Linked DNA regions of Homo sapiens: region 1 is linked to region 2. The links are chromatin loops, found by intact Hi-C in ENCODE. Cell type or tissue: CD14-positive monocyte. All regions are shown on one strand. Links, peaks and the distances in the headings refer to the core of each region. The heading gives the core; the rest is flanking DNA. Region 1 overlaps FAM168A (family with sequence similarity 168 member A). Region 2 overlaps FAM168A (family with sequence similarity 168 member A).

The links. Hi-C counts contacts between places; a loop is a spot of excess contacts. Peaks named below come from ENCODE experiments on the same cell type or tissue, not always from the same donor. Only the 100,000 strongest peaks of a DNase experiment are listed, where the experiment ranks them.
Region 1: it touches region 2 in a loop (2.4-fold over the local background); 5 of 110 quality-filtered maps call a loop at or near these places.

Annotation. Positions count from the first base shown.
Region 1 is chr11:73,462,985-73,479,439 of GRCh38, forward strand. FAM168A (family with sequence similarity 168 member A) reads right to left here. Exons shown (of 8, transcript NM_015159.3): 2 at 5,421-5,508. The coding sequence starts at 5,490. Among named protein-coding and RNA genes, the nearest start is that of RELT, 95 kb to the left of the region's middle. In CD14-positive monocyte, for the core only: no CTCF peak of the experiment used is centred there; no DNase peak of the experiment used is centred there.
Region 2 is chr11:73,415,186-73,431,640 of GRCh38, forward strand. FAM168A (family with sequence similarity 168 member A) reads right to left here. Exons shown (of 8, transcript NM_015159.3): 3 at 15,505-15,585; 4 at 4,689-4,814. Among named protein-coding and RNA genes, the nearest start is that of RELT, 47 kb to the left of the region's middle. RefSeq lists silencers at 14,005-14,205, 14,235-14,435. In CD14-positive monocyte, for the core only: no CTCF peak of the experiment used is centred there; a DNase peak (open chromatin) is centred at 10,076; H3K4me3 peaks cover 1,334 bases; H3K27ac peaks cover 4,383 bases.

The sequences.
Region 1 (16,455 bases), core at 5,419-13,418, 48 kb after region 2:
TTGAGAGACAGTCTCACTCTGTTGCCCAGGCTGGAGTGCGGTGGCATGATCTTGGCTCACTGCAACCTCCACCTCCCAGGTTCCAGCGATTCTCATGCCTCAGCCTCCAAAGTAGCTGGGATTACAGGTGTGCGCCACCACATCTGGTTATTTTTTGTATTTTTAGTAGAGACGGGGTTTTGCTTTGTTGCCCAGGCTGGTCTGGAACTCTTGGTCAAGTGATCCACCTGCATCAGTCCCCCAAAGTGCTGTCATTATAGGTGTGAGCCACCGCGCCCAGCCAAGATAGTACATGTGTTTTACTGCAATCTTTTTTAAAAAGGCAGGACTTAATAACTGGCTTTAGAAGGCAAAAGAGGCAAGAGTATCAAGGATGATGTTTTCTGATTTTAGGAATAGGCAGATAGTGGTATTAATCACAAAATGATAAAAAATGGGTTACAGGGGAATGATAAGATAATGAGCTCAGTTTTAGACATAATAAGTCTGAGCAAAGCATGAGACATTCATGGAGGAGATGTTCAGGAGACGGCTGGATAAACTAGTCTGAAGCTCAGAAGAATGGTTTGCCACAGCCCTAGAGTTTATGAATCATCAGCCTATAGACAGCAGCTGAGGCTAAGGGAGAAACGGAGCCCTTGTGAAACATCAACTTTTAATGGATGAGCAGGGGAAGAAAATTCTGAAAGGAGACAAATTCAGGAACAGCTGGAGAAGAAGAAAGGGAAAACAAACAAAAATAAACAATTATGGTCAATGAAAATTATGGAGGCAATGAAAGCTTGCTTCAAGAAAGGGGTCAGGTGTCAAATGATATAGAAGAGTCAAATTAGGATAAAGGCTAAAAAGGGTCCACAAGGAGATTATATTCATGAGAACAGTTAATAAGAATTCTCTTTAGATGCTCTTCTTCAACCATAGGTGAAAAAGTAATTAAGTGACCTTGGAGTTCTCTCCTGAGGAGAGGAGATCAGTTTGAACATCAAAGGGGGAGTTGTGAGAACAGTTTCAGAAATTAAAATCCATTTTCCAGGCTCATCTGAGATCCTAATCACTGTACCGTCCAAGACATAGCCATGTATGCTAGAGCCCTAAAAGCACCTACTTTGTAACTGGGGTTAGTTTGGCCTCTGCTATACAGTGTGACCTTAGAGAAGCTTAATTTCATCTGGAAAATAAAAACTATCTTCCAGAATTGTTATTAAAAAAAAAAAAAACACATACGAAGGGAAAAATCCCACAAAAGTTCTTTGCAAAGAATAAACAAAGTACAAATGTCAGTTAATCAAAACCTCCAACAGGTGATCCTTACAAAGTTTTAAGCAAAAACAGCAATCTGGGGGTGGGGGGGAAAACAAACACTGGTTTAAAAAAAAAAAAAAAGATGGTAGTCTTTGAACAGATTAATTTCCTAGCCTTCTAACCTTGAGAGTTGTATCTTTTGTTACTGTATTTGTAGCATTTAGACCTATGTTTTCTACTGGCTGAAGCCAGGATATTCATTAAAGGTCAACACAGGAGGAGTCAGAAAGAGCTCTTGAACTGGAGTGGGCTAGCAGAGGAATGTGAAGTGGCCACAACGGAATGAAGAGAAGGGAGAACACTTGTTATTCTGTGGTAGAGAGACAATGAATACACAGACCCAGATGGGGAGACATGGGTTCCAGACTCAACCCCAACACTTTCTTCAAAACACTTCTTATACTCCATCTTTTCACCTATAAAATGATGGATTCATTTAAGGGCTTCATCTGTTCTCCCGTTTTAGAATTATTTTCTAATTGTGTTTTGGAAACTTCATCACAAGTCAGTGGCTAGCCCTGTTACATTTATTACTCTCAGCTGTCGTGTGAGGAAGGCATTCCTAACCCTGTTTTATCATTTTTTTTTTTTAAAACAAATGATAGATTGAGGCCCAGAAAGCTTGATAACTTATCTGATGTCATATAGCTCTTAAGTGGCAGAATAGGGTCTGTAATCTAAGTCACTAACTGTATGTCCCATGCTCTTTTCCCTGTAGGTGTATACTCATTGCTATGCATTACAACAACCATTAATTGAGTGTCCACTATGAGCCAGGCACGACACGAGAAGCTTTATAAACATTTTCACCGACTACAAACCAACCATCTGTATAGGTCATTATTCCATTTTACAGTCAAGGAAACTGAGATGCAGAAAGATTACTCAACCAAAGTTCCATAGCTAATTAGTGACAGAGACCAGATTTCAGCAGAGATCTGACACACTCCAGAACACATACTAGATAGACCCCTGGGTGATGCTTGGACACTGACACAATCAGAACATTTTAGAAAAGAAAAGATGAGAAGAATGTTGAGGTCTTGACTACACTCCAAAATTCTAACAGAAAAACCTTTATGAAGCTTTTGGAAAAAGAAATGCCCTGGTCTATAAACAGCCCACTGTCATGGTGAATCTAGGTAAAGGGTATTCAAGTGTTCACTGCACTCATTATCTGTCCTAGTCAGCTTGAGCTGTCATAACAAAATACCAGACTGGGTGGCTTAAACAACAGACATTTATTTCTCATAGCTCTGGAGGGTAGAAGTCCAAGATTAGGGTGCCAGCATGGTCATGCTGTGTTGTTACACAGCAGAAAGAGCTCTGGTGTCTCTTCTTCTAAGGGAACTAATTCCATCATGAAGGTTCAATCCTCATGACCTCATCTAAACCTACAACGGTTCAATCTCCAATTACCATCCCATTGGGGATTAAGGGTTTCAACATACAGATTTTGGAGGGACACAAACATTCAGTTCATAGTATATAGTCTATGCTTAAACATTTGAAAGTATATGGCATATTACATTCTCTAAATTCACTCTGCCAAAATATATAAGGAACTAGTTATAACCACATTATAGATTGCTGCAAGTGTAAAAATAGGTATTTTCTGTAAAATACTGAGCTCAGGTTTTGTCACACAGTAAGTACTCGGTAAAGGGGCTTTAAAAGGGAGAGAGAGAGAGAGAGAGAGAAAGAACACTGTCAATTGGCTAGAAGACAGCTGCTTACTGGAATACTGCACCACAAAACTATATTTTATTTCCCATCTTCAGACTTCAAGAGAATTTCAAACCAGGAGTGTTTCCAACTCCTCTGTTCCCTGCAGCCACCATCCCATTTCCTCTGAAGCAGATGACAGTACAATGGACTTGACCCCCTGTACTTTTGCCCTCCTGAGGCTACCCCAAAATGCTGGCCAGGAACAGGATTCTAGCTCCTCAAAGGGAAGCTTTCCTAGCCCTAGAAATGGAAAAGACAATCCTCATCTTTAGTTTATCATGGGGAAGAGAGAAAGCAGCACATATTTTAAGACAGATTAGCTTACTGTAACAGAAAGCACATATACTTTGAAACCACAAAGAACTGAGTTCAAATATTTTCTCATCCCTTAGAAGCTATATACATTAGTCAAGTCACATGACCTGAATTAAACTACCATAGTTTTTTTATCTATAAAAACTATAGCATTTATGATTAATGAAATTATAATTAATATATAGTACCTAGTATGTTCTTACCAAATGATAATAATTTTAACATAACCATATAAATGCTTACTGTAATGCAATATATTTGGCATTTGTTTATAAATTATCTTTACTTAGATCTTCCATCTCCAGTAATACAGAAGAAAAATAACCTGAAAATCTGCCTACTGCATAATACCTAGAAAAGCTGGTTATGAAGTATAACAAACATTGTATTACGTAGAGTTGAGATTTTAAGAAAGAAAAAGAAATCCCTATTACTCAAAAAATGAAGAGGAAACTAAAAATCAGGAAGTCTATGTAGTAAGCTGATATTGGGATGCTTTGGGGAGATTTTTTAGTCTAGGCACTCAAAGGGCTTGCTTTTTACAGCCACCAGGGGTAGGAGATAGGCTGTGGGCCCTGGAACAGCCAAGAGCTGCAACTCAAATTCCCCTACATAAAGTTGGGACCTTGGAGGAGTCATAGTGTCAGTTAAAAAAAGAAAAAAAAAATCCAAAAGTACAGAGATTCAACAGCCAAGGTTGGGTTAAAAAATAAAAGTCTCCCTACAAATTTGAAACTTTGGCCTGTATGAAGTCTGAATTTATACTACTTATGTGGAGTTTATACTATCTGTGTGGTCCTAGAATCTACAGCAGGGAATTAACTTAAAACAGTTCCAGGCTCATAATATTCCTTGGTGATTAATAGAGACAAAAAAAGATCCTCCTTTCCTCTAGAGGAGTACAAATTATCTTGTTTGATTCTCACAACTGTCCTATGAAATGGATAATATTTTGTCCCATTCCCAGAATTATCTAGTATGAAATAGATAATATTATCCCAGTTCATCACAGAAATTAAGTCTGGGGAGGTTAGGGCAAGTTGTCCAAAGTCACTCAGCTATTCTCTGACAGAGCTGGGATTTGAACCTGGTTGTTGTCCAGTCAGTCAAAACACATTACCGAGTCCTACTATGTGCCAAGCAGAGATAAAGTCTGTTCCCTTTCCAATTTTGGAAATTTGGAAAATTTGACAAAGTCAATTCCCCTTCCAGATTTACAATGTTTAAATCTTGATGCAAATCAATAGATAAATGCAACTGTTCTCTTCCTTCTCTAGTTTAGCAACTTAGTAAGAACGAAGGCAGCCAGGATCAAAGCAAATAGGAAACCAAAGCCCCACAGGGTTCCCTTGGGCTCCGTCTGCCAAAGCAGTTCAGTTCCCTCTGGCAGAGGAACTTAAGTTGCTGGAACACTCTGAACTGGAAAGGGGAAAAGCAACAAGCTCCATGAGCTAGTAGGGTATAGGGTACTGCCCCATGAGTCCTGGTTACTGGAAATTAATTTTGTTAGAATAAATATACAAATACAAATTCAAACAGAAAATATTTACTGTTAATTTAAGTAATAAGGACAATGAAACTGTTGTGATAAACACAAACATGGGAAATAGAAAGTTAGTGATAACAGTTACAGTTATATCAGGCTGAAACTCCAATATATTTCTGAATGTTAATTTGGTTGCATAGCATTGAGAAAATCCTGATTTAAAAACATAAGCAGATATAAATGGTAGCATTTTTTAAAAAAATTAACAGGCATTCTTAGAAGCTTAACACACTGATCATCTAACACGTATTCATGTTTTATAAAAATAGTTCTCAATATTTTAAAATAATCAAATCAAATGTTTGCAGACTCTCTAAAACACTCTCCTGGTATTATTGTAGAACAAAGTTGGGAAACAACCACACAACAGGTTCTCTGAGATCTTTCCGCTGGACCTCAGACATATCTTCTGCATGTTCCCAAACTTTCCCAAGACTTTTGGAGGTATACGTTAGGAGGAGGAGCAAGTTATTTGGTAATATCCTTAACCACCATTTCTCAAAATGAGAGCCATTCTCACACTACTCACCCGTGTAGGCCATGTTCTTAGGGTTGCCATAAGGAGCCCCAGGCTGCACGGGGCTGTAAACAGGGTTCATTGTGGAAGACTGAGGATCCTACAGAGAAAACAAAGAAAACAGCACTGATATTGATTGTTCATTCTTCCTGACATCAGCTTCTCCTCCATAATCTTCAGTTTTCCCTGAAAGGAAAGCATCAGGGTGTAGTGGAAAGAAGACTAAACAAAAAAGCCAATTTGCTTGTAGTTGGCCCTATGTTAAATACTTTCCCCATTTGACAGATGAAGATAGTAAGGAGCAAGGAAGTAATATAACTTGCCTAATGTCAACCTAGGCATTTTGGCTCTCAGCTCAGTGTTAGTCCCACTATCCCACAGACAGCTCTGGCACTAGAGTACTATGTGGCATTGGCCATGTCACTTCCCCTGTCTGGACTTCAATGTCCTGATATAAAATGAATTAGTTTAAGATCTCTGAGGTCCTTTCTAATTCCAATGTTGTTAGTCTAAGAGTTGGAAAAGGATAAGCTTTCTACGGTTCACTAGAGGAGCTTGGTGTCTGGTGACGAGCAAACAGACTGCTGGAAGGAAAAGCAGTGTCTCATCCGCCCCTTACACCTGCAGAGGACAAGATACCAGTTACCAGCAGCTTTAAAAACAGAAAAGGGAATTTGTTGCCACTGATAATTTTAATGCAAACAAGGAAATATGGCTAGGATTTCTCTCCAAATTTATTCAAGGGAAAGAAATAAACTTGGAAATTTGTGTGCAATAAGTATCACCTGCACAAGTGCTCTGTTAATTATCTTAATGAAGCACATTCTCCATTCTGATTAATGGAAAATCTGTCATTAAGCTCTATTAGCCAGCCAATTTGTCCCACCTTGTTTAGGGAGCCTTTCCTTACTATATAGCCTGACACATTTGAAAATGTGTCTCCAAATATATTATTTACACATCATAAAAATCAAACAATTCCTTCCTAACTAGGTTCACAAGATAGATGAGCAATTTTTTAGGTCATTAACTTCTCTTGTATCACTTCAAAATAGGAAACAAGTCAAATGTTGAAGGCAGGCAGTGAACAGCTGGCATGATGACAACTGCTCTGTGATTAGTCTGTCTAGGGTTCAAAAATGAGATGTGGAGAAAAGGTGGGCTAACAAGGAGAGGAAGCTGGGACCATCAGATAAGCAAAACGGAAAATGCCATTGGCCAATTTCAGAGGACAGAATGTCCTAAAACATACGTAATGTGTAGCCCTGGCAAACTACCCCAGGGCAACGAGCTAGATAAAATTACCATCAGCCAACAAACTGAAACTAGAACAACTTGAAGATGAAAGTTAAAGGAGTTATATATATATTTCAGTTAAACTTAAGGGAAAAAAATATTCTCACAGCCAGAGTTATCTAAAAATATACCCAAGTAACATACACTCTCTCTCTAAATAAAAGCACTCTCCTCGCAGAGTATTGAGACATTAATAATGAAAAGAGATCATAGATTTTTTGTTTTTGTTTTTGTTTTTTTTGAGACGGAGTCTCACTCTGTTGCCTAGCCTGGAGAGCAGTGGGGTGATCTTGGCTCACTGCAACCTCTGCCTCCTGGGTTCAAGCGATTCTCCAGCCTCAGCCTCCCGAGTAGCTGGGACTACAGGCACGTGCCACCATGCCTGGCTAATTTTTTGTATTTTTAGTAGACAGGGGTTTCACCGTGTTAGCCAGGATGGTCTCGAACTCCTGACCTCGTGATCCACCCACCTCAGCCTCCCAAAGTGCTGGGATTACAGTCGTGAGCCACCGCGCCTGGCCGATCATAGATGTTAAAATAAGTTGCAAACTGTCAAGTGACATGCAAATGTAAACAATGATGATGTGGCAATGTTGCTCATGTGACAACAACAACACAGAGACTACTTGTACTCCTTCCAGCTTTGGGTCTCTCTTCTACCCAACCAGTTCTCTGCGTGGTACATCAGGATGAGAAAGACTGATAAAGTGCTGCAGTGGTTTGAATGTTTCCCCCCAGAAAGCACGTGCTGGAAGCTTAATAACCATTTTAACAGTAATTAAGATGTGGGACTGTTAAAAGGTGATTAGGCCATGAGGGATCTGCCCTGATGAATGAGTTAATGCCATTATTACAGGAGTGGGTTTTATCATGGTGGGCGTGGGTTCCTCACAAAAGGATGCGTTTGGCCCCCTCTTGCTCTCTGTCACCCTCTTTTGCCCCTCTCTCTTCCACCATGGGATGACACAGCAAGAAGGCCCTTGACAGATGCTTGTACTCTGATATTGGACTTCCCAGCCTCCAAAACTATAAGCCAATACATTTCCATTCATTATAAATTACCCAGTCTGTGGTATTCTGCTATAGCAGCACAAAAAGGACTAAGACAAGTGCTAAGCAGTACAACTTACCTGTAAACATCTGAGCACTCTCCTACTGAGAAGACACTCTGTGTTGCTGATTGGACAAAGTACAAAATTGCTTTTTATAATCAAAGAAACTCATCAGCTTTGAAACTGGTCTCCTGCTGCTCCAAAATGAGGGCCACTGCCACAGGAGGAGATCATGCCTGGGGTAGATCATGCCTGGGGTAGCACTCCATGATAGCACTCCATCAATTCCAATCTCAATTAATGACTGACAGAAATGAGATCTGCCAGGGTTTCAAACTTTAGAATATGACAGCCACTTCTAGGGAGCTGCTCAAGGGTAGATGGGATTCCCAGCTTCTAAAGGAAGGTTGGCCTTTTATAACAAAATCTATACTGTAAATAGTTTCAGGGACAGGCTAAAAATGAGTAGGAAGATCATAAACTCTACAATCAGGCAGATTTAGGTTCAAATCCTGGATCTGCCACATACCATGATGGGATCACAGGGTAGTCCTTTAACTTCTGAGTCTCTGTTTCCTCTAACCTCAAAATGGGAAAAAAACAAAAAACATAATTTGTAAAAAAAAATTTTTTAATGACAGGTTCATTAAAGTATAATTTCCATATAGTAAAATTTTACCTCTTTTAGGTATATAGTTCTATGAGCCCCTGAAAAACGTATTCAGTTGTACAAACATCACCACAATCAAGATATAAAATATTTTCATTACCCCAAAAAGTTGTCATACATTTGTAGTTAATACCACCAGCCTTCTTCAAAAGCCTTATGAATAAAATCCAAACTCTTTCACAGAGTATACAAGATCCTTGATGCTCTATCTGGGATGGGGCTCAGAAATCTGTGTATTTATGTTCCTAAGGAGATTTTGTTGCCCAGTTTGAGGACCATGCCTTAGCCTTTCTTTCCCAAATGCCATTTCTCTCACATAGGCTGTCTAGAGGAATTGAGATACAGCAGAGAACAAGAACAACAAAAATTTCTGCTTACATGCTAGTTGGGAGGGGGAAGAAAGAGAGATTTTTTTTCAAGTGAAAGATATATCAGATGGCAATAAAAACTGTAAAGCAGGGGTTCCCAAGCCTGGGGCCATGGACCAGCACCAGTCCATTCCATGGCCTGCTAGGAACCAGGCAGCATAGCAGGAGGTGAGCAGCAGGCAAGCAAGCATTACCACCTGAGCTCACCTCCTGTCAGATCCGAGGAGGCGTTAAATTTTCATAGGAGTGTGAACCCTATTGTGAACTGCACATACGAAGGAATCTAGGTTGTGTGCTCCTTGTGAAAATCTAATGCCCCCCTCTCCCCGCCCCATCTCCACACATACCCCTGGTCCCTGGTGCCAAAAAGGTTGGGGACCGCTCCTGTAAAGAAATCCACTCAGGCTGCTTAGGGAGTGCTAAGGGCAGGTTGTTGCAATTTTAAATAAGATGATTCGAAAAAGTGTCATTGAGTGACATCTGAGCAAACACCTGAATAAGTTGAAGGAGCAAGCCATGGAGATCTCTGAGAAGAAACTGTCCAAGTAGAGGAAACAGCAAATACAAATGCCCCCAAAGTAGAAGCATTTTTGAGAAAGAGCTTAGAGGCCAGTTTAGCTGAAGTGGAGTAAATGAAGGGGAAGAATAGCAAGTAAGATCAGACAGGTAATGAAGGCCAAATCATGCAGGGCCTCATAGGCCACTATACAAACTTTGTTTTTATTCTAAATAAGATGGGAAGCCACTGGACTGTTTTACAAAGAAGAGTGAAATTATTTGTCTTCATTTTAAGAAGAGGTAGATTGTTGTGCTGAGATCAGACAGCAGGAAAGCAAGAAGAGTAGTAGGGCAATCGGGAGGTTTTAGAAACAGTTCAGATGAAAGATGATGGTGGTAGTAGCAGTGATGGTGGTGGTGGAAACTAGTCATGTTTTTTATATATTTTGAAGATCAAGCTGATAGGAATTGCTAATGGATTTAATATAAGGTATGAGAGGAAGAAAGACATCAAGAATGATGCCAAGGCTTGAGAAACTGGAATAATAAAAATGCCATTTACTGGTGAGAACTATGAGAGGAGTAGGTTTTGGGTGAAGAACAGAAATCTGGATTTGGACTTAGATTGGAGATGCCTAAGAATTTTGCTCAGAACAATGTTTGATATACAATCAACACCCCATAGAAGGTTAGCCATTAGGACTACCACAAACATTACCTCTTTGGTGGTTCTGTGGAGGTTAAAAAAAAAGGAAAAAAAATAATAAATACTACCCCTACTACCAGCAGCTACCATTTACTGAACACCTACCATGTGACAGGTACTGTGCTAAGGACTTACTAAGTCCCTGTCAGTCTTATAATACTTGCAAACTAAGTATTATTTTTATTATATTACAGATAAGTAAACTTAAGTCCAAAAAAATGAAGTGACTAGCCCAAGATCTCATAACTAAGAAGTAAGGAAAAGCCAATTTCAAAGCCAGGTCTGTTTGATTTCAATGTCCAAGTTACTTTCACTGTACTAGATGAGGCTTCCAGGCTCTCTAGTCAGCTACCCCAGTACTAGGTTCGCCTCTGGAACAGTAGGCCTCAAACCCTTGTTCAACTCAAGAGCCTAAGTGCTCTGCTTGGACCCTAACAGATCACAACAGGGAGGCAGTTCATATCTACCACAGTACCTGGCACCTGCTGGGTCACTGCTGGGCACCATGGGCAGTTATAACTATATGATATGGCCTGATGTGCCTACCTCTCTGGTTGCAACTTCTACCACTATCTTTTTGTTTTCTTCACTTCAATCACAATGACTTCCTTGTTGTTCCCTGAAGACACCATGCATGCTTGTGCCTCTGGGTCTTTGCACTTGCTTTTTCCCCACACCTAGAATGCCCTTTTCCCCAGATATCCAAATGGCACAGCTCCTCACTTAATTCAGGTCTCTGTTCAAATGTCACCTTATCAGAAATGCCTTCCTTAACCAACTTATCTAAAATAGGTCCTCCACATGCTGTTATTCTCTGTTCTCTCATCCTTTCTTACTTTTTTTTTTTTTGAGATGGAGTCTCGCTCTGTTGCCCAGGCTGGAGTGCAGTGGCGCAATCTCGGCTCACTGCAACCTCTGCCTCCCAGGTTCAAGCAATCTGCCTCAGCTTCCCAAGTAGCTGGGATTACTGGCACCCACCACCACACCCAACTAATTTTTGTATTTTTAGTAGAGATGGGGTTTCACCATGTTGGCCAGGCTGGTCTCAAACTCCTGACCTCAAGTGATCCACCCACCTCGACCTCCCAAAGTGCTGAGATTACAGACATGGACCACCGTGCCCGGCTTACTCTTCTTATTGATATCTATTTTAGTCTGTTTTGTGATGCTATAACAGAATAGCTGAGACTAGGTAATTAATAATGAACAGAAATTTATTTCTCACAGTTCTGGAGCATGGGAAGTCCAAGATCAAGGGGACGGCATCTGGCAAGGGCCTTCTTGCTATATCATCCCATGGAAGGGCAAGAGAGAGAATCTATTCCTGAAAGCCTTTTAAAAAAATGATTTTTTTTTTTTAAAGATATGGGGTCTTACTGTGTTGTTCAGGCTGGACTGCAATGTCTATTCACAGGCACAGTTACGGCACACTACAGCTTCAAACTGCTGGGCTCAAGTGATCCTCCTGCCCTAGTCTCCCAAGTAGCTCCCTGAAAGCTGGCTCCTCAAAAGCCTGTTAAACAGACATTAAGCCCACCCCTGAGGACAGGGCCCCCAGAACCTAATTGCCTCTTAAAGGTCCCACCTCCCAATACTATTACATGGGCAATTAATTTTCAACATAAGTTTTATAGAGGACAAACATCCAAACCACTGTAACACCTATTACTGTCTGACATATTTTCTTGTTTATTCTTTCCCCCATTAGAGTAAGGTCCATGAGAATGAGATTCTGTTTATCTTGTATCCCCAGTGCACAGAATATTACCTGGCACAAAACAGGCACCAAATACATATTAGTTGAACAAACAATGAGCCATCTTTCATGCTTCTCCAAAATAAAACTGTGAAAAAAGCTTCAAGATGTTTGGCATTTCTTGGCATATCCCAGTCAACTTCTTGGCTCCCTATCTCTCCAGCAGCTACTTCCAATGCCCAGAGAAGCCTCTACTAGGAGCTCATCTTGGGCAAAATAGGCAATGGTAAGGCCCAGCAGTTGCATGACATGTGAGAGAGAAAAGAGAGGTGCTAAAGATTCCTCCTGGTGAAGCTGATTTTTCACTTCTAGATTCCTACCCACTGTTCTACAAATGGCTTCCTGCTACCCTCAAAACATCTCAACTATTTCTTTCAAAATAACGAAATATATGACCATTAAATGACAAGCAAAAAAGCCCAGAGATTAAAGTAATATTTACACAACAGGTTGCAGTGTTTAAACTTAGTGTTTTAGTTTGCAAACTACTACACTTTGCAAACTAAAATGGTAAAATTCTTTGAAAAATTTACCATTTGAAAAATGGTAAAAATGGTAAATTTTTCAAATAATTTTACCACTTACACAGTGCTTTAGACTTTACAATGAGATTTTAACCATTATCTCACTTGGTCCTTTGAAGTAAGCAATGCAAAGATTATTAATTTCATTTGACAGACCAAGAAACTAAAGCTTAAAGGTTTAATGCCTTCTGGGATAGATACTGTTGGGAAAGGAAAAAGATTGTGTTTGCCCAAAAGAGGATATGGTCTACCTAGGAAAGTTTAAAAGTTAAATAAAAATTAAAATGCCAAAAGTAATAGAAGGAGGTGGAACTTCTGGAACAAAGTGCTTACCAAACCCTTTCCCCCAAAAGCAAAAATAAAATGAGATGAAATGTTAAAAAAAAAACCATTTTGGGCCAAAGTATGAAATGTCTATTCAAGAAAAACTTCTGAACCACATTAAGAACAGTGAAAATCCATGGCATTTTACCCTGGGGCTGCCCTTATCCCAATCCCAAGCTCTGTAGGGGGCCTGCTACTAGGGCAGGCTAGACCAGGCTAAAAGGACTACTGCAACCAGAGTGGGCTGATTTAATTTGAAACTGAGCATAGAAAATCCAATGCCCAGAGTCATTGTCAAAAACAATAGTGAGGCAATTTGGGGAACAACAGCAAATAATCCAGGAAGGCCACTAATGCAGCTACTCTGAGGTCATACTAGTTGGTGCAGGCAACAGACCTGCAGATAAGCCAGAAATTTTAAAGGGAGGTCTGGGGAACACAACAACCATAGTGGGTCTTGATAAACTTTCATAGGATCCCTAGTGGTCTGTAAAGAAGGTCTTCTGTATCTGCTGATCCTGGGTGAATTTAAGGCCTTGGACATAACAAAACTAAAAGTTAGAGCATAACTGTAAATTGCCTGAATTTTGAATGCATTCCCCAAACCACATACAGATCCACTGGTAAAGGGTGGAAGCCTTCCTGGCCTGCGTTTAATCAGAACTCCTGATCAAACATTGGATGGCCACTAATCTATGCCAACCCAGGGGTGACCTTTAGGAAGCCAAGTTTAAAAATTAAAATAGTAATTAAAAAAATATGGCCAGAGACATCAGAAATCACACTGCAAAGGAGACAGACTCTACAGAAGAGTCTAAGCAAGTCACTAAACAAAAAATCCCAGCAACAACAACCTCCTGATGGTGGGGTGGGGGTGGGGTGGGTGGGTGGAATCCGAATCAAGAATTGCTACAATATATTATCTAAAATATGTAGTTTTCAGCAATACTGACAAAATCATGAAACACGCAAAGAAACAATAAAGTATGTCCCATTTGTGGGGGAAAAACAGGTAACAATAAATTTTGTTCTTGCAGGAGTCTAGATATTGGAATCAGCAGATAAATATTTCAAAGCAGCTATTACAAATGTTAAAAAAAAACTAAAGAAAACCACACTTAAAGAATTAAAGTATGATAATAACTTATCAAATAGAGAATATCAATAAAAAATATAAAAATTGAAAGAGTCAAATGGAAATCGTATTCTGAAATGAATCATTCAAGAGAGGCTCAGAAGCAAACGTGAGCTGGCAGAAGAAAGAATCACTGAACTTGAAGACAGAGCAATAGAAGTTATACAATCTGAAAAACAAAAAGAAAACAATGAAGAAAAATAAACTGTGAGAAACTAGCAAGCAAACCAAAATACAAGCATGAGAGTCCCAGAAAGAGGAGAGAAAGAAAATTAGGTGGGAAAAATGGGAATACTATGCCATTAAAAAAATAAAACAAAAAACAAAATCATGTTCTCTGCAGCAACATGGATGCAGCTGGAGGTCATTATCCTAAGCAAATTAACCCAGGAACACAAAACTAAATACCACAGATTCTCACTTATAAGTGGGAGATAAACATTGAGTACACATAGACACAATGATGAGAACAATAGACACTAGGACTTACTTGGGCAGGGAGGGTTGAAGGAGGGTGAAAGTCAAAAAAAAGTCAGGTACTATGCTCGCTACCTGGGTGATGAAATCATTTGTACACCAAATCCCAGTGACACGCAATTTACCCACGTAACAAATCTGCATATGTTACCCCTAAACCTAAAATAAAAGTCAAGGGGGAAGAAAAAGAAATTATACCACAAATTGAAAAAAAAAGAAGATATAATGTCCAAAAACTTCCCAAATTTGATTAAGACAACAACAACAACACATATTAAACTACACATCCAAGAAATACAATCAACTTCAAGTTGGATAAACACAAAAAGATCCATAACCGGACACAATATAGTAAAACTTCTAAAAGTCAAAGAGAAAATTTCAAAAGTGGCAAGAGAAAACAACTTATCTGATAAAAGGGAATAACAATAAGATTAACAGCTGACCGGAGGCCAGAAGACAGGAGGTTGGTATATTCAATGTGCTGAAAAAACAAACAAAAAACCTGTCAACCAAGAATTCTAAATCCAGCAAAACTATCCTTTGAAACTGAAGTCAAAATAAACACATTCCCAGATAAATAATTGAGACAATTCATTGCTAGCAACCTGCCTTTCAAAAAATACTAAAGAAATACTAAATATTTATGACTGAAAGGAAGTGATACTAGACAGTAATTCAAGTCCACACACAAAAATAAAGAGCACCAGGAAAGCTGATATGTAGATAGATAGATAGATAGATAGATAGATAGATAGATAGATAGATAGATAAAACAAGGTATAAATATTTTTCGTGTTAACTGGCTTAAAAGACAATTGCATAAAACAACTATAAAACTGAATTGTTGGCCTTATGATATATAAAGATACCATTTACATAAAAACAAGAGTCCAAAGTAAGGAAGTATGGGAATGCTGCCATATTGGAGCAACATTTCTACATTTTACTGAATTACATTAGTTTGCATCTGAACTAGACTGAAATAAATGCAATAAGTTATAATAAATTAAGATGCATATTTAATCCCCAAAGCAACCAGTGAGAAAATAAATTTTAAAATGTTAAATATCGACAATATCAATAAAAAGGAACAAACTACTGATACATGTCACAACATGAATTAACCTTGAAAATATTATGCTAAGTGGAAGAAGCCAGGGCAAAAGAACACATATTGCATGATTCCATTTATATGAAATGTTCAGAAAAGACAAATCTGTACAGGCAAACAGTAGATTTTTGATCATCTGGGACTCAGAGCAGGAATGGCGATTGACTGCAGATAGAAGCAAGAGATTTCTTTGGTGTGGAAAAAAAGTCTAAAATGATTTTTGGTGGTTACAAAATTCTGTAAATTCACAAAAAAACACTGTACACTTAAAATGAGTACATTTATCATATCTAAATTATACCTCAATAAAGCTACTAAAAATACAAATTGTTGATTCAATAGTTACAAATTTTTAATAAGCTAAAAGAGATTAAGTCATTTACTTCAGCACACTCATTTTATATAAACTGATACTTGCTGTGCCAGGCCATGCATAAAGTGTTACAGATTCAGGGGTAACAAGGCACAATTTCTGTCCCTGGGGTATTTATATGAGGGAAACAGCCTTGGAATTAACAGCAATATAGTACTGTTGTTATACTGAAAGCTAGAATTTAAAGAAAAAAACAACTAAAGTGGGGTGATGGGGGAGCAGGTGGGCAGTGCTGTGACTGCCACTAGATGGCAACATGCTCAGTTAAAGGATTCTATTTCCCAACTTTCCCAGGAATAGTTAGGTGTGGCTATCTGATTAGTTTTGCTCATGAGATGTAACCGAAATACTCTGTAGAACTTCTGAGAAGGCTGCTTAAAGGGAACTCTGTTACCTGGGGAAGGTGCCCTTTCCTCTCCCCTTACTGATTCCTGCTATCTAGAATTAGGACATGATGATTATAGCTCAGCAGGCTTCTTTTCCATGAAGTGACCTTGAGAATGGAGGTCTTAAACTGAGAAAGGTAGAAACAACCTTGATTTCATGGAACAATCATTTCAGCTCTGCTATACATACCTCTGTGCTTCTTTTACATGAGAAAATAAAACTATATTTTAAAACCACTATTATTTTTTATTACTGTTATATGTAGCTGAACCTAATCCTATTTAATTGGGAGGATAATACAGGTTTCAAAAAAAATATGTCATTTGATCTATGTTTTAAAGGATGACAGGAATTCTACAGAGAGAGG
Region 2 (16,455 bases), core at 5,307-13,306:
CACCCTTGGCAGCCAAAGAGATGATGCTGCAGAAGAAGGCCTTGCTTGTTTGTCCAGACAGTCTGAGATAGAAGCAGAACTGCAGAGCTAGAAGACTCAGAGATCATTAAGACCAACGTAAACATTTCACAGATGAGATAATGAGTAGTTGCTGAAAGAGAGAGCTGTTTGTGGGGATCTAAGACTCAGTGCTACTTCCTCTAACCACAGTGGTTCTCAAGGTTACCATTTGTCAGGAGGATCTTCATGAGGCTGGAGAAACTGCCTGGGGGCCCTCATCCTAGGTTCTGTCAGTAAGTCAGGTCAATTCCTCTCAGGGAATATCCTCATTTGGACTAGACAGTATCAGAGAACTTCTCTAGTGCTGACATTCTAGGTCTCTGAGTATTTCAGAAGACTTTCATGAGGAAATCATTTCAGAGGACTTTCCATAATTTACTAGTGGTCCTGTCAATACTCTTGAGGAACACTGAAAATTCCCCTGGAGCTATAGCCTGAGCTTGGGTGACACAAAAATCAGGGTTTATTACTTTATGCATCTAAGTAAAAGAAGCTGTTGGGCTTGTTGCAAAAAAGTCTCACAGATTTTGCCCAAATGAACTTAGACTCAGTTCACTCACTGGAGGCCTGGCTATCCTGAAAGGAATTCTAAGTCTGAAGGTCACAGAATTAAGACTTTGGAATGTTGTGCCTGAAGGACATTAGAGGTTTATATTCAACCTCCTCCTTTTCCGAGAAAGAACCTGGAGCCCAGAAGGACAGATTTTCCCCAAATTGTACAGCACATCAGTACACAGCTAGGCCCAAAGTTCAGGGCTCACCCTGCCCTAGGCAGAGCTCTTGCTGAGTTAAAGTCTCTGTAGTCCAATCTTGGGCATTTAATATACTGGCCTTTGTTGTCCCCATTTCACTAAAGGCAATATCATGAAAGAAAAAATGAATTAGATCACTCGAAGTCCCAGCTCTGCCTTATAAAAGAGGCTTTGTTTATGATGTCCTATTCTTTCTCTTAGGTTCCTAACCATAATTTTAGAATCAAATGGGATAATAAAAAGAGTATGTACATTAACAAGATAAAACCTTTTCAGCGCTTTCTGCAATCCTTTTTCACTGTCATAAATCTTTTTCAGTTGTAGAAGCCCTACCACCTTCAAAGGCTTGATCCTTGCATCACGGATGCCTTTTAGACTAATTGGTTTATTGATCATCAGATTTATATGTCTGGACAAAATAAAGCTCTATGTCTGAATCTTGCTTTGACCCCTAAGACTCCTTGTTGGTAGCCAAGTGAGACAGTGATGAATCAGCAGGAGACCTAATTACAAACAGGCTTAGCAAGTATCAGTGAAATTGAACTGAATTTGTCAAAGTGCCCTGAATTTTCTGTGGTACTAGAAGCCACAAAATCTGAATGCTGGGAGGAATCTTTTTGAGTATGGGAGGGCCAGTCAACCCCAACTGCATTAAAAAATGGCACAGGTTTATACATTACTTGCTTGAAACAGAGGTAGGCCAGGCATGGTAGCTGGTGGGCAGACAGCTTGAGCCCAGGAGTTCGAGACCAGCCTAGGCAATGTGGGAAAACCCCATCTCTACAAAAAATTAAAAAAATTAGCTGGGCATGGTTTTGCATGCCTGTGGTCCCAGCTACATGGGAGGCTGCGGAGGGAGGATTGCTTGAGCCTAGGAGCTTGAGACTGCAGTGTGACGTGATTGTGCCACTGGACTCCAGCCTGAGTGACAGAGCAAGACCTTGTCTCAAAAAAAAGGTGGGGGTGGGTACATTTTGGTCTTTTTCAGGGACTGTGATAGCCTGTCTGGGAGGGAACAGTGGGATGTGGCTGCTGGACACTTAATGGGATTTCAGGAAGATTTCAACATAGTAGAAGGCAAGGCCTTCTGTTACTCAGACTTCCTGTGGAAAGGGTTGCCTCTGAAGGGAATGAGTACTCCATTTTTGGAGATGGTTTGTTGGCCAGCTAAGGGCAGCTAGAGAGGTGGTCCCTGTTGGGGTGGAAGACGCTGAGTACACATCATCTTGCTGAGAGATAAGGAGTCTAATTGCAAGAAAGAACCTTGGAGATGATTTAGTTCAGTTCCCTCATTTTGCAGTTTGAAAAATCAAGGTCCAATGCATGGACATCAATTATCCAAGGTTACACAGAACCCAGTCTAGAATTCAATGCAGCTTCCACTCCAGGCTGCTTTCTGCTACACTACAGTAGGTGTGCCTATATGCGTCTATATCCAGATGTTTAGATGTAAGAGAGAACATGTATATCCCTATTTTTATATATATATAATCTTACGTATGTTCATTCATTCTACCTGAGGTATCTGGAGAAACTCCTTATGGCTGACATACCTCTCTCTCTTTTTTTTTTTTTTTTTTGAGACGGAGTCTCACTCTGTTGCCCAGGCTGTAGTGCAATGGCGCAATCTCGGCTCACTGCCAGCTCCGTCTTCTGGGTTCACACCATTCTCCTGCCTCAGCCTCCCGAGTAGCTGGGACTACAGGCACCCGCCACCATGCCTGGCTAATTTTTTGTATTTTTAGTAGAGATGGGGTTTCACCATGTTGGCCAGGATGGTCTCGATCTTCTGACCTTGTGATCCGCCCACCTCGGCCTCCCAAAGTGCTGGGATTACAGGTGTGAGCCACCGCGCCTGGCCTGACATACCTCTCTTAAAGAGTAAAATCAATCTCATGAGAAAAGTCAGTAACTGAATCTTAACCTGGGTGATACCTTTTTCCGGCTGTGCTGCTTACTAGCTGGGTGGCGTTGGACCTATTACCTTTCTAGGCCTCATCGTTCAAACTGGGATGAAAATCCACCTAAATAACTTAGTAGACTGAGTGTAATGTAGATTAAATGAAAGGGTGATTATGAGACTATATTTTACAAAAGGTGAGTTACGTTGTATAAACATAAACTGATGTTGACATCTAGGGGCAATGAAAACTTGAGAAAATGACATTGGATGTTGATATGGTTTAGATGTTTGTTTCCTCCAAATGTCATGCTGAAATGTAACCTCCAGTGTTGGAAATGGGGCCTGCTGGGAGGTACTGGATCACAGAGGTAGATCCCTCATGATGGCTTAGCACCATCCCCTTGCTGATGAGTGAGCTCTGATTATTTAGAGTGTGGCACCTTCCCAGCCCCTTGCTCCCTCTCTCACCATGTGATATGCTGGCTTCCTCTTTTGCCTTCCGCCATGACTGTAAGCTTCCTGAGGCCCTCACCAGAAGCTAAGCAGGGGTTGGTACCATGCTTGTGCAGCCTGCAGAACCGTAAGCCAATTAAACCTCTTTTCTTTATGAATTACCCAGCCTCAGGTATTTCTTTATAACAACACAAGAACAGACTAACACAGATGTTTTAAAGAAAAGAAAAAAATACAATGAATTCTTCTAGTCTACTTACTTAGTAGATTAATAATTTGTGGAACCACACACTATCAGGCCTTGCCTGGAATATCCCTTTGAGGGCTTATCCAGCCCTCACAACTTAAGAGAGAAGTTCTCACCACATCCAAAGTCAGTCATTCCTCTATTGAACAGCTCCAACAAGACACAAAGTTCTTCCTTATATGGAGTCAAAATGCCACTCAGTAATTTCATTTTTTTTTTTTTTTTTGAGACGGAGTCTTGTTCTGTCGCCCAGGCTGGAGTGCAGTGGCGTGATCTTGGCTCACTGCAAGCTCCGCCTCCCGGGTTCATGCCATTCTCCTGCCTCAGCCTCCTGAGTAGCTGGGACTACAGGCGCCCACCACCATGCCCGGCTAATTTTTTTTGTATTTTTAGTGGAGACAGGGTTTCACCGTGTTAGCCAGGATGGTCTCAATCTCCTGACCTCGTGATCCGCCCACCTTGGCCTCCCAAAGTGCTGGGATTACAGGCATGAGCCACCGCGCCCGGCTGCCACTCAGTAATTTCTAAACATTGGTCCTCATTTCCCCAGTGGAACCACTTTGTGTTAAAAATTAGATGTGACGGTGACAACATCAGTTACCCTACTGAGCCTCAGGATGAATATGACCAGTCTGACTGGCTAGCTGGTTTCTGGCCTCCCTGAAGACTCCTCATACACACCTTGGTCCCACAGTGCAGCTTGCACTAGGGCAGTGTTTCTCATACAGAGGGCAATTTTGCCCCATAAGGGACACTTAGCAATGTTTAGAAACATTTTTGGTTGTCACAATGAGGCTTTCCTACTGGCATGTAGGGTAGAGGCCAGGGATGCTGTTAAACATCCTATAATGCACAGGACAGCGCCCCCACAACAAAGAATTATTTGGCCTAGATGTCAATAGTGCTGAGATTAAGAAGCCCTGTGCTAGAGGGGGGAGCCCTCTCTGTCCAAAGACCCACAGACCTTCAAAATGTGCCCTCTGTCCTTTCCCCCTAAAATGCAGTAACAGTCCTTCCCCAATCAACTTGTTGGCCAGGTGAGTATTTCCTTCTCCTTCCCTCAGTGCTTTGTGTTTCCCCAAAGCTGAGTGCATGATCAAAGAGAATGACCTTTCCTGAATAAGGAGGGGTAATTTTTTGCCTGGGTAAAAGAACCTCTTAAAACATTATTTATCTCATAAATGTCATTTTAAAAAGCTCCCTTTCCTTTCTTCCTAAGAAACAAATCAGTCCCAACCAAGGGGAACAAGGAAATGAGACAGGCTGTATTTACTGAAAGCCGCAGAGGATGCTTGGTAAGTTCGGTTCTCGGTCCCGGTGTCCACTGGGAGGTGGAAGGTGCCTTCAGTGCCACAGGAAGACGAGTTCTGTGGCCAGGCCTGTTTCATCAGCAGAGTTGCTTAAGGGAAGACACAAGAATGGCATTAGACAGAAATAAGAAGTGGCCACCACCAATCACAGACACAAAGCAAGGGTCTTGTGCTGGACAGAAACATACAACCCAAGGGGCCTGTTCAGACACATGGGATGGTCAGCCTTTCTGAGATGGTTGAGTGGGTTAGGAGGAGTGCTGAAGTATGTTTCCAAATGATTTGAAATCAAGGAAATCTGAACTTACACTAAAAGAGTCAGGACTTTCTACCTACTACTAAAACCACAAAGATGCCCATGAATAACCATCTCCTACTACCTGACACTGTGGCCTAGGGCTCTGGTATATTCCTCAGCCACTTTCTCATTAATGTGTAACAACTTGGGAGCCTTTGTGTGTCACCAGATCAACTGAGCACTCTTTGTTGTCTGAAATATCATCTGGAGGTATATTTATAAGCTGCTTTCAAAGACAGGCCCACAAATAATGACCACATTACATGAACCTTGCTGGACTACCATCTCTTCTGAAGGGACTGAGCTGTGGCCATGGTAGCTTAAAAGGCACTGGGCACTGTGCCACACCGAACCTAGTTAGCCAGTGGGGCACTCCTTGCTAATAACTCCTTCTCCTGTACACCCAGCTGAGGCCAGACAGACATACTTCTTGCATACCCCTGAATATCTCCTACTGAGGTGTTACTGGGTGCCCCACCTGGGATATTTCCTCATGAATTAGAGGTGGTCCTTTGGGCCATTAAGAAAGCACATATGAAATTTGGGGTAGGTAGGAAATATAGATGAGGCCCAGTTTAAGATCTGCAAAGACTTCCCAGGCTGACTCAAAGCTCAGCTCGAGACATCTGAAGGATGATACTTCATATGTTTTAGAAATGGGGAGTGACTCAAAAAACTTACCTTCATGGTGTCCTGAGGGAAGGAGAAGAGAAACAGAGTTCTGAAGTGGGACTTGCCTAACTTTTTAGACATTTTCCTTATTATAATTTCAAACACTAGAGAGGAAACATTCTTGACTCAAATTACTGTTTATGGTAAAACGAAGAATTTTAGCAACATATTTTCCACTCAAATAAAGTCTTGGGGGGGGGGTCATGGATATGGGGTGCTATATAGTATATTAGCAGAAGGTGGGGCTGCATTGGCAATACTTAAAACATTTAAATAAGAGGCTAAGACAGGGTGTTATGAGAATAAAGTATGCCTATACACTCTCTAATTCCACCAGGACAAGGACATTCTACCTCTAGAGAGATCCCGTAACCCCCTCTGCCCATTCAGGTAACAGGTAATGCCTCTGGTTCCTTCGATCCCAGAAGTACTGGGGCCAGAGAAGGTCAGGGACTGTGCTGTTTTTGTTGAACCAAGGCTAGAATTATGGCTATTGTAGGCTGACTCTGCATTTGCATTAATGGCCAGCAATATATACAGCAGATGCTGAGAAATGAGAAGGAAATCATGGGCAGGAAAGTCACACTAAAAGGAGAATTCTGATAAGAGAAATGGAGACCCAGCAGTACTCCATGTAGAGCCCAGGGCCTTTCCTGGACATGAAGACATGGCTCTGCAGACAATGCAGGAGGAGGAGAGTCTGTTTTAAACAATCATTTTGCGTTTCTTTTCTTTGGGGGGGTGGGAAACAGGAAAGGGATAAAGAATCCAATTAGTGTTAACAAATCTTATCAACATGTCTCCAAATTTAGACTCTGCCACACATGTGGCTGGAAAGCAGTGGCCACCCAAAACAACTCTCTAAAAAGTAAAACATGTAGCTCTGAAAAGTCAGATAAAGCAAACCCATGCCCTCAAGACCCCGCAGGAATGCCATTAGGGGGCAGGAGGCCTGAATTTGGCTGTAGGAATTTAGAGAATTTGGAGGTTCTCTTCCATTCAAATTTTTTCCTCCAAGTGGTATATACTTTACCATAATTTTCATCATAAGCCAAAAGTCTGACATTAGCCTGAAGGACTGTGTGACCATTAAAGTTAGTAAATTAAACTAACTTATTCTTTACAAAAGAGTAAATCATTCTTTTATCCAAAGAGTGACTGAGGTCTACACTGCACTCAGCACTGAGGGGAGCGCCACGGTGGAAGGGAACACACGTGGGTCACAGTCACCGCACACAAGGTACTTATGGTCTAGCTGGGGATGCAACACAGCCACACGCCAACCAGGGAGTGAACAAGACAGCATGATACATAGTAAAATAATGTTCCAGGTTAACCAGGAAAGAAGCAAGTGCGACTGTGCCTTTGGTTACTATGTCTTTTCCAACTGATGACATGAACTATACTGTATATTTTTCTGAATAAAAATATTTTTCTTTATTTTCTTCTGGTTTCTTTACAAAGAAAATGAATTAGTGTTTTCCGTACGCCTCTGTATATTTGAATCCTTATAATTTACATAACTAGATAAATGTGAAAACACATCAAAAAAACAAATATTAGCTGTCAACTTGACCTCCCCATTAGTTAGTTGTACCATGTGATCCAGCTCCTCCATATAACGATTCTAAAGTCACCCATTCTATTGGTGGGAGCGATTCAGAGCTCAGTTGTGGGATGAAGACAATCCCAACTGAAGCTTTTAGAGGCATGGTCACAGAGGAGGCTGCTCTGAATGGCATGCCTGCCTTTGGGTGCTTGAAAAGTACCACTTCCTAGAGATGTTTTGTATTTTGAACTAAGTGGTAGTTAAATATAGGCATATACATATGTAAAGACATTATTAAGCTGTACACTTAAGTGTACTTTATATACTTTGCCGTCTATATGTTATCCCTCAATTAAACGAGAGAGAGAGAGAGAAAGAACCCTTGGCAGTGAAGGGCCATGGGCCCAGTCACAGCATGCTGCCCACATCCAGGTGCTGGGTTGTTCACTTCCCTGGATACGGGGCCCTCACGCCCTCTGACAGTTGAACAATCTGTTTAGCACACTTACAAGGAGACGAGGCAGCAAGGGACCATCATCCTGAACAATGTACTGAGTCAGGAAATCTGAGTTGTAGCCTGGGCTCTGCCACTTATTAGCTATGGGACCTTGGGCAAGTTACTTAACCTTTCTAAACTTCAGTTTTGTTGTCTCATAAAATGGCAATAATCATCACTCCTTGATTGCTTCATAGTACTGATGTGAGGGTCAAAAATAAAGTGTCACCCAGTCTTATAGTTTCTAGTTCTGGTTTCTGTCCCCTCTTCCATCTCCAAAGTTGTAGGCTACAGCTCTAATTGAAGCTCTCATCGTCTCTCATCTGAACTACACTACTGCAACTGCTTCCTCATGTTAAATCTGCTGCCCCCAATTTTCAAGCTGCACTCAGAGCGATATACCTAAGACCTAAACCTAATCATAAAACCCCCTTTCTTGAAAACATTCCATAGTTCTCCACTGACTCTAAGCTAAAGTTTGAACTCCTGTGTAGCATTCAATGCCCCACCATGATCATCTTGTCCCAATGACCTCTCTAGACTCTCTCATTGTTCTCAATCTCCAGCCCATACTACAGCCACAGAAACTGCTTATCATTCCCAGAATATGCCAAGGAGCTTCACATCTCCATGTTTTTGTCCACACTGCTACCTCTTCTGGCATGTATCTCCCCAAACTCCATCTGGTAATATTAATTAATCCATCAATCATGAGCTGAAGACTCACACCTACTACGAAGCCTTTCCTTCTCCCCACCCCTTAACCACAGCTCTCTCATGCATACCTATAAACTGACTATCCCAATCCCTATGATTCTTGGAAGCACCTGTACTTGATGGCATGTCTTCTCTCCACTAAACTGTGAGCTCCTTGAGAACAAGCCCCTTGTCTTACTAGTCTTCGTATTTTCAAAGGGCCAGCTTAGAGCCTGGCACAGAATTTTATAAAGTGAAGAACTGCATCCGTATTCTTTATGCAGATCTATTTCAGATGCTATAACTGGAAGGGGAAGAATGAAAGCTTCTCTAACTTTTTATGCACCCTTCTGTCCAGGTTCATATATCCTGAGGCAAACAAAAAATGACTACATGAGAAACAGGTCTGCAACTAACAAAATTGAAGTAATAAAATTATAAGAGGACAGTGTATTAGCATTTAAAGGGACCTCAGAGATCATGTGAAATTAAACAATTTATCTATGGCCTGGAGACAGTAGTAAATTGCCCAAGATCACACAGCCCACAGCAGTGGCAAGGAGAAATTTCACAGCTCATCTCCTGACAGATGCGCGACACACAAATTCAATTTCCAGCATCCAAATAATTCAAGGTTAAAAGTTGAGAAAGGGTGCAGAAATTTTACAAAAACATTTTCCTGAGCAGCCCAGGTGAGGGTGGTGAAAGTTGCAAGTCCCTCCCATGGTCCCTTCCTGTCTATGACAAAAAGGACCTAGTCAAGTTATACTGTTGGGACCCTCACAGGTGCCCAGAAGTTCCCGTGGTGCCTTGGGCCTGGAGTCCACACTGTCCAGAGAACCCAGTTCTGGTCCCTCATTTATCAGCACGCTGCCCCCCCCACCTCTCACCATCTTCTAGGAAAATGAGCCCAGAGCTCAAGTTCTGGGCTAAGGGAACATATTGTATCTAAAGTCAACCAGGTCTTCAAACATGTCAGACTGCCGATGGAGATGGAAAATCTGATCCTGGGGCAGACTAGTTTTTTGGGTTCTAATAGGCATAATCCAGGTACTCCTTCACAGAGGCTACCACAAAGCCAACTGAGGAGCTGCATACAGGCCCTGGAATTTTTATTCATTTGTTTGTTTGAATTCGGCAGCCAGGTTAGGTTGAGAGACGCCTTTTAGTGCCATGATCCTTTGCTGCTGCCCTAGGGACGGTTCATGTGTGTCTCCAACCCATGATTTTTGCACCATCAGACACGTTCCTGCATGCTTTAGGAACTGCTGCTGAGCCACCTGGGGGGAGCCCAAGCCTAGGGGATGGGATTTGGGGAGGAGAGGAGAGGGGATCTACCATTGTTACGAGAGAACACATTCATAGGCTGTAATACAGATGAGGAAAAATAGCTTTCCTACCATAAGCTGAATGCAGGAACTGAAACTCTGTTGGATAGAAATGTTAGTTGAAATTACCACTAAGAATTTGTGCAAAGTTGTATACATTGCAGTTACATAAACAGACTTTGTTTTGCAATAGCAGTTTCCCCCCAGCTTCACAAAAGCAGTAAATAAAGATGTAAAACACCTTTACCCTAGAGAGGGTGACAGACATGTCATCTGGGAAAGTCCATTCAATGCAGAGAGCCCCTCCCTGGATGCCATAGTGTCTTCCAGACAGCTGACCCAGAGCTGCCGGATGTGAACAAGCCCAAGTTCCTGCTTTTTGCTTGTCTGTTATAAGAATACATTTCAGTTCTCCCAGGAACTGCAGAGGGATTTCACATATGGCAGATGTGTTAGAGGAAGTGAAGGTTCAGAGACAATATCACCATCTTTGGCCTCTAAAGAGCTGTCTGTAAAACCTCTAAGAGATAGGACCAGTGCAGAGGCACTCCATCCCTGAAGCCTCTGGGTCACTGTGGTGCTATAGAAGGAGCACAGGTTGTAGGGTCAGACAAGTTGGGTTTGAATCCCAGCTATACTGCCTTTTTTGGAGACAGTGTCTCACTTTGTTGCCCAGGCTGGAATGCAGTGGTGCAATGATAGCTCAATGCAGCCTCCGGCTCCTGGGCTCAAGTGATCCTTCTGTCTCAGCCTCCTAAGTAACTGAGACTACAGGTGCATGCCACCAAGCCTGCCTGTTTTTTAAAATTTAATTTTTTGTAGAGACAGGGTCTTACCATGTTGCCCAGGCTGGTCTTGACCTTTGGCCTCAAGGGATCCCCCCGCCTTGCCCTCCCAAATCTACTGGTTTTTAGCTGTATAACTTTGGGCAACTTATTTAACCTGTTTGAACAAAGTTGGAGGCAAGAAGCCCCAACTCACAAGACTAAGGTAAAAATGAATGTTTGTAACATGACTTGTGCAGGGCTTGGAACAGGGCAGCTGTTCAGAAAGCACAAATTCCTTTTCCCTACCCTTCTCCAAGTTTGTTGTATGTAAAATGGGAATAATGTATTTGTACTTTATAGGGATGCAGTGAAATCAAATGAGACAATAGGGGAAAATGTTTTGTCAAAAGATTCTCATGAGGAGGTTATTTTATTTTTATCTGTATTAGTTAACCTGTTTATCCGTCCCTTCATTTATTTTCAAGCCAGATTACCATTAATAGGTCCCTCGATTCTGAAAGCCAAGTCTTGATTGGCTCCTACCTCTTGTGGGGCCAAAGAGTTCTTAAATAAGATCCCTGAAATCATTAAGAGCTTGGGAAAAAGCTCCAAATACCCACATTGCTTTCAGAACCAATGAAAAGAGTGAAATGTTTCCCTGCATCCTGGACAGATGACATCTCAGGGTATTCAGAGCTGCTAAAAATAGCTCTCTCTCAAGCAACTTCTGGGTCTCCTTAAAGCAGCTGAAAGAAATTTAAACCTAAGAGCCTGGTTCCTTCTGAAGGCACCTCTGTGCATCACAAATGGCTAGCTCTGGCAGGAAGGTGAGAGTAACCTACACTGTCCTTTCTGACCTTGAGCCAGCTTCTCCATGGTAGGAAGTCCCCCAGTCAGGAAATCTGCACTGTGAATCCAGAGGCCAGCATTCCAAAATATGCTGTGTGTGTGTGTATGTGTGTGTGTGTGTAGGATTCCAAAATATGCTGTGTGTGTGTGTGTGTGTGTGTGTGTGTGTAAGTAACTCAAAGGGAAAGGGATCTTCCCAAGGTTGCACCAAAATCAGAAGCAAAGTTAGTGCTACAATCTAGGTCTTTCAACTCCGAGTTTGGGGCCTTTAAATACAATACTCTAACGCTACCCTCTCTTATGGATTTTGTGTGTTTTTGAGAAAATAGTCTGGGTGACTTTAGTAGAAATATGTTGACTTTTAAAAACAAAATTGGGGACAATCAAGTTAGATGAGGGCTTATTTTTTGTTTGGAAATATGTTTTATTTATTTATTTTTTTTGAGATGGAGTCTCACTCTGTCGGCCCAGGATGGAGTGCAGTGGCGCAATCTTGGCTCACTGCAACCTCCGCCTCCCGGGTTCAAGCAATTCTCCTGCCTCAGCCTCCCGAGTAGCTGGGATTATGGGCACGTGCCACCACGCCTGGCTAATTTTTTGTATTTTTAGTAGAGACAGCGTTTCACGGTGTTAGCCAGGATGGTCTCTATCTCCTGACCTCGTGATCCACCCGCCTCGGCCTCCCAAAGTGCTGAGATTACAGGTGTGAGCCACTGCGCCCAGCCTGGAAATATGTTGACTTTTAAAAACAAAATTGGGGAAAATCAAGTTAGATGAGGGCTTACTTTTTGCTTGTTTTAAAATTAAAGCTGAATAACATGCCAGGATGTACTCAATCTCAATCTCTTTTTTTCCCCTACAGTTTCAGCCTCCTCCTATCTGCACTCCTTTCCCTCTTTAGCCAGTCTAACGCCTTAATTTCTCTCTGGCCCACTGATGCAACCACAATGTAGCAGTTAAGAGCTCATGCAGCACAGTGGCAGGGTGCTGGGGCTTGGATCTTTGGGCTAATTATGTAACTTCTCTAAGCTTTAGTTTTCCCATTTCGGAAATGGGGATAATAAGAGTACCAACCTCAAAAGTTTATTGCAATATGCAACAAGCTAATATAGATAAAGAACTTCAAATAGTTCCTGACACATAGAAAACATTCAATAAATAGTAGCTATTTATTCCATGTCTTTCCACTTATTGGCAAACTGATCCGAAACAATCCCACAGTCTATCACCAGAGGTGCTGAACATTATGAGAAAATAGCCCAGTGCTGGGGATGAGAGCCTGGACAAATTCACAGCCTCCACCATTCAGATGGGCCCCCCAATGTGACCCTGCTCTGTTATCTTTTGGTAGTTTCCAGTCCTACTCCTTCCTGTGAGGCTCTCACATCCTGACCTCCCTGGTTAAGAACCCTCCTTGATCTCTACTCCCCTCTGTCTCAGCAAATCAAGGTCATTAGATGAGAATTCTCCACTTTCCACTGGGCAATTTATTCTAAGCACATCTATCTGTGACCTTTCCTTTAGTCTTTCCTTTAGTTGCCCTCCTGCGTGAGGCACCCTGTCTCCACCTGCTACTCAACTTCCCAAACCAAAGAAGAGAACTGAGCTCCAGATTTCCCACCCCTACAGCAGCCTCTGTGGAGGCCCGGCTCTGATTGGCACCACCTCTCCTGTATCTCTGACTTGTCCTCTCCACTTGCACCTTCCTATCAGTACCCCACACTCATACCTGAGAAAACCTTCCTTCAACCCTACATTCACTTCTAGTCAGTGTCCTTTTGTTTTTCCTTTCCTGGTAGCTAAGCTTCTAGTAAGAATAGGCTATATATGCTAAATCTACTTCTTCACTCCTGATTCACTGCACTCTGGTTTCTAGCCTCACCACTTCACTGACAATGCTTCCAATGAGGCCACTGATGGCCTCCTGACTAGAAAGACAATGAATCTTCTTCACTCTTGATCTTACTTGACCTTTTGCAACAACTCATTTTGTTTCTAGACAGTTTACAAAGTCAATTCACAGATCTCATAGCACTTAAATTTAAGTCATTTATATATCATGATACACATGATCCTCAAAGCCATTGTAGTTAAGATAGAACTTACCAAATTTGATTATCAGAGAGAATTTCTGTAGCTTTTATTGTTTTTGCCTTCTATCATAGATCTTAGGGAAAATATTATATGTCATATTGACTAAAGGTAAATATGAAACCAGTGCTGAGATACCATTATAGAACTTTAGCCCATGTGTCACTGCTCCCTTCATAAGCTTTCCAAAGGCAATGACTACAGCTTCCTCAAGTTTGAATCATCTACAGGGTCTTCCAAAGTATCTTGGGCATAACAGAGTGGGTCAAAATGTCTGTGAAATGACACATCTATGTAAGCACCTTAGGGGATACCATAGCCTATTTACATAAAATAGCTCTTGTTTGTCCAAAAAACAGGGGCTGTCTGATAACTTCTTGGTGTGTGTGTATAATTATGACATGATTCCTACTTAGAGATGGGGGAAATGAGGTTCTGATAGGTCAGGTGACTCTAAGGTTGCGAATCTAGGAAATGACACAGTGAGGACTCAAATCTAGGTCTTCAGACAACCTGTATTCTTTTCTCCTTTAAGTAAGCCCCAAGAAAGAGAATGACAGTAGAATAAATACTAGATTGGCAGAGAAAAGCATAGGACGAGAGTCAGGAGATCTGCCAAAGATTCTAGTCCATATGTGGCTGCTGACTCACTGGGTAACTTGGGACAAAACACTGCTTTTTGATTCTCCTTTTTCAAGAGAAAAGGTTGAACTGGACGATCTCTAAGGTCTTTTGAAGCTTTCTAATTCTATAATGATAAGTGCTAAACAAGAAAATGGGCGGGTATTATCAAGACATTCAAGGCCTCTCCAAGTCAGCCCTTGTATATCTATAGTTCAGATTCATCTAGCTGCTCACAGTTTAGCCACTCCCCTACTTCTACGTTCCTCACAGTGTCATGTTCTCACATCTCTAAGCCTCTGCCCATGCTCTACTCTGCCTGGAATGCCCACTATTCCTTTGTGTGCTTAAAGAACAGCTTCTACTTCTTCAAATCTCTGTTGTTCTCCACTCTCTGAAGCTTCCCCTACACTTTCACCCCCAGGCAGACCGTTGTTCCCTCCTCCTTCCATGTATTCCTTTTTACAATACTTAGCACATTAGTACTGCAGTGAGTTTATATGCCAGGCTCCCAAATGGGAGCTACTTCAGGCAGGCAAAGATGGCATCATTTAATTTTTCTATTCCAGTATGGAAGACATTCAATACTTATTGAGTAAATGGAACTTACATAAAACCATCCACAACCCTGAGGCAGGTAGTCACATTTGAATCTTAGAGAGGTGAGGTGACTTGCCCAAGGCCTTACAACTAGTGAGTTGGGTAATCAGGATTCAAACCCAGGACTTTCTAACCACAGAGCCCATACTCTTTCTCCTGCTCTTGAGTATTAGAGCACCAGCTGAGCATGAGTGTTAAGATCAGAACTAAGACCACTGCAATGATCCAAGCCCAAAATGGAATAAACCTTTTCAACATTTTCAAACCCATTTCAACCTCAATCCGAGTGTTGGGCCTTTATTATTTTTGAAAAACAAGTAGCTTATCTCAGCTTGAAAACCATCTCTTTGCCCTCTGGTGGCAAGAGCATGTGTGTGTGTGTGTGTGTGTGTGTCCCAAGGTGTGTGTGTGTGTGTGTGTGTGTGTCCCAAGGGGTGTGTGGGTGTGTGTGTGTCCCAAGGTGTGTGTGTGTCCCAATGGCAGCCTCAGGGAAAACTGAGCAAAGAATGAATTTGGACATTGCTTGGGAGAGCAGAAAAGGTTCTATGAGGAGGATGCAGGTCTCAGACATTCCAGCATAGGACAGATGAGCCAACCTTAAGTCCCAGACAGAGTGGAGGAGATTCTATTCCCGCCCCTACCCTGAGGCTGATTGTCCCAGTTCCCAGAAGGGACTCCCAGGAAAATCCAGCCTGGAGAGGCTGCGCCCGGAGCAATTAAGAACAGGAAAAGGCCAGCAAGTGGTTTTGCTTTTCCCAAATAGAGTCCCCCTTCCCACTCCATTCGCCACTGCTGTCCCATTTCCTCCTTACCTGGAGCATAACTGGGACTATTGGTGGGGTACAGGCTGGGATTGTAGGCAGGGGCAGCTGCTGGATAGGCTGTGGGGTAACCTACAGAGAGATAAGAAAAGGCTTATTTAGTTAGGCAAAAAAAACAAAACAAAACAAAACAAAACAAAAAAACACCCAGATTTTTGAGGAAATAGAATCCAAGTCCTAGGTTTGGCGTTCAGTCTCTCCATGGGCTATTCCAGATAGTATATGTGACCAGCTTTCAGCCTCTCAAGAGAAAAGTTACCAATACCAAAATCCCAATATATGCAGACTTTTTGGTCTATTTTTTAAAAGCAATACAAGAAATATTCTATATGCTCACTATTAAAAAGAAAAAAAAAAGTAAGTGGCCAGGCACGGTGGCTCATGCCTGTAATCCCAGCACTTTGGGAGGCTGAGGCGGGTGGATCACGAGGTCAGAAGTTCAAGACCAGCCTGGCCAAGATGGTGAAACCCCGTCTCTACTAAAAATACAAAAATTAGCCAGGCGTGGTGGTGGGCGCCTGTGGTCCCAGCTGCTATGGGGACTGAGGCAGGAAAGTCACTTGAACTCGGGAGGCAGAGGTTGCAGTGAGCTGAGATCATGCCGCTGCACTCTAGCCTGGGCGACAGAGCAAGACTCCATCCGCTGCCCCCCACACCCCCCCGCCAAAAAAAATGGAAGCAACATTGAAGTTTACACTTTTTATGTTCAAGTTTACTTTCACATTCCTGCCGCACTACTCTCCTCCCCAGAAGTAACACCATTAACAGTTTGGCATCTATCTTTCCAGATGGCTTTCTACACATTTTTATATACATATATTCAGTGGTGTGCTGGTAAATATTTAACAACGGGCTCGAAGGGGTTGGAAATGAGAGCTACTTTGCAACATTTGCCAACTGCCATGGCATAAATGCTTCCACTATGACCAATTTGATGCTATC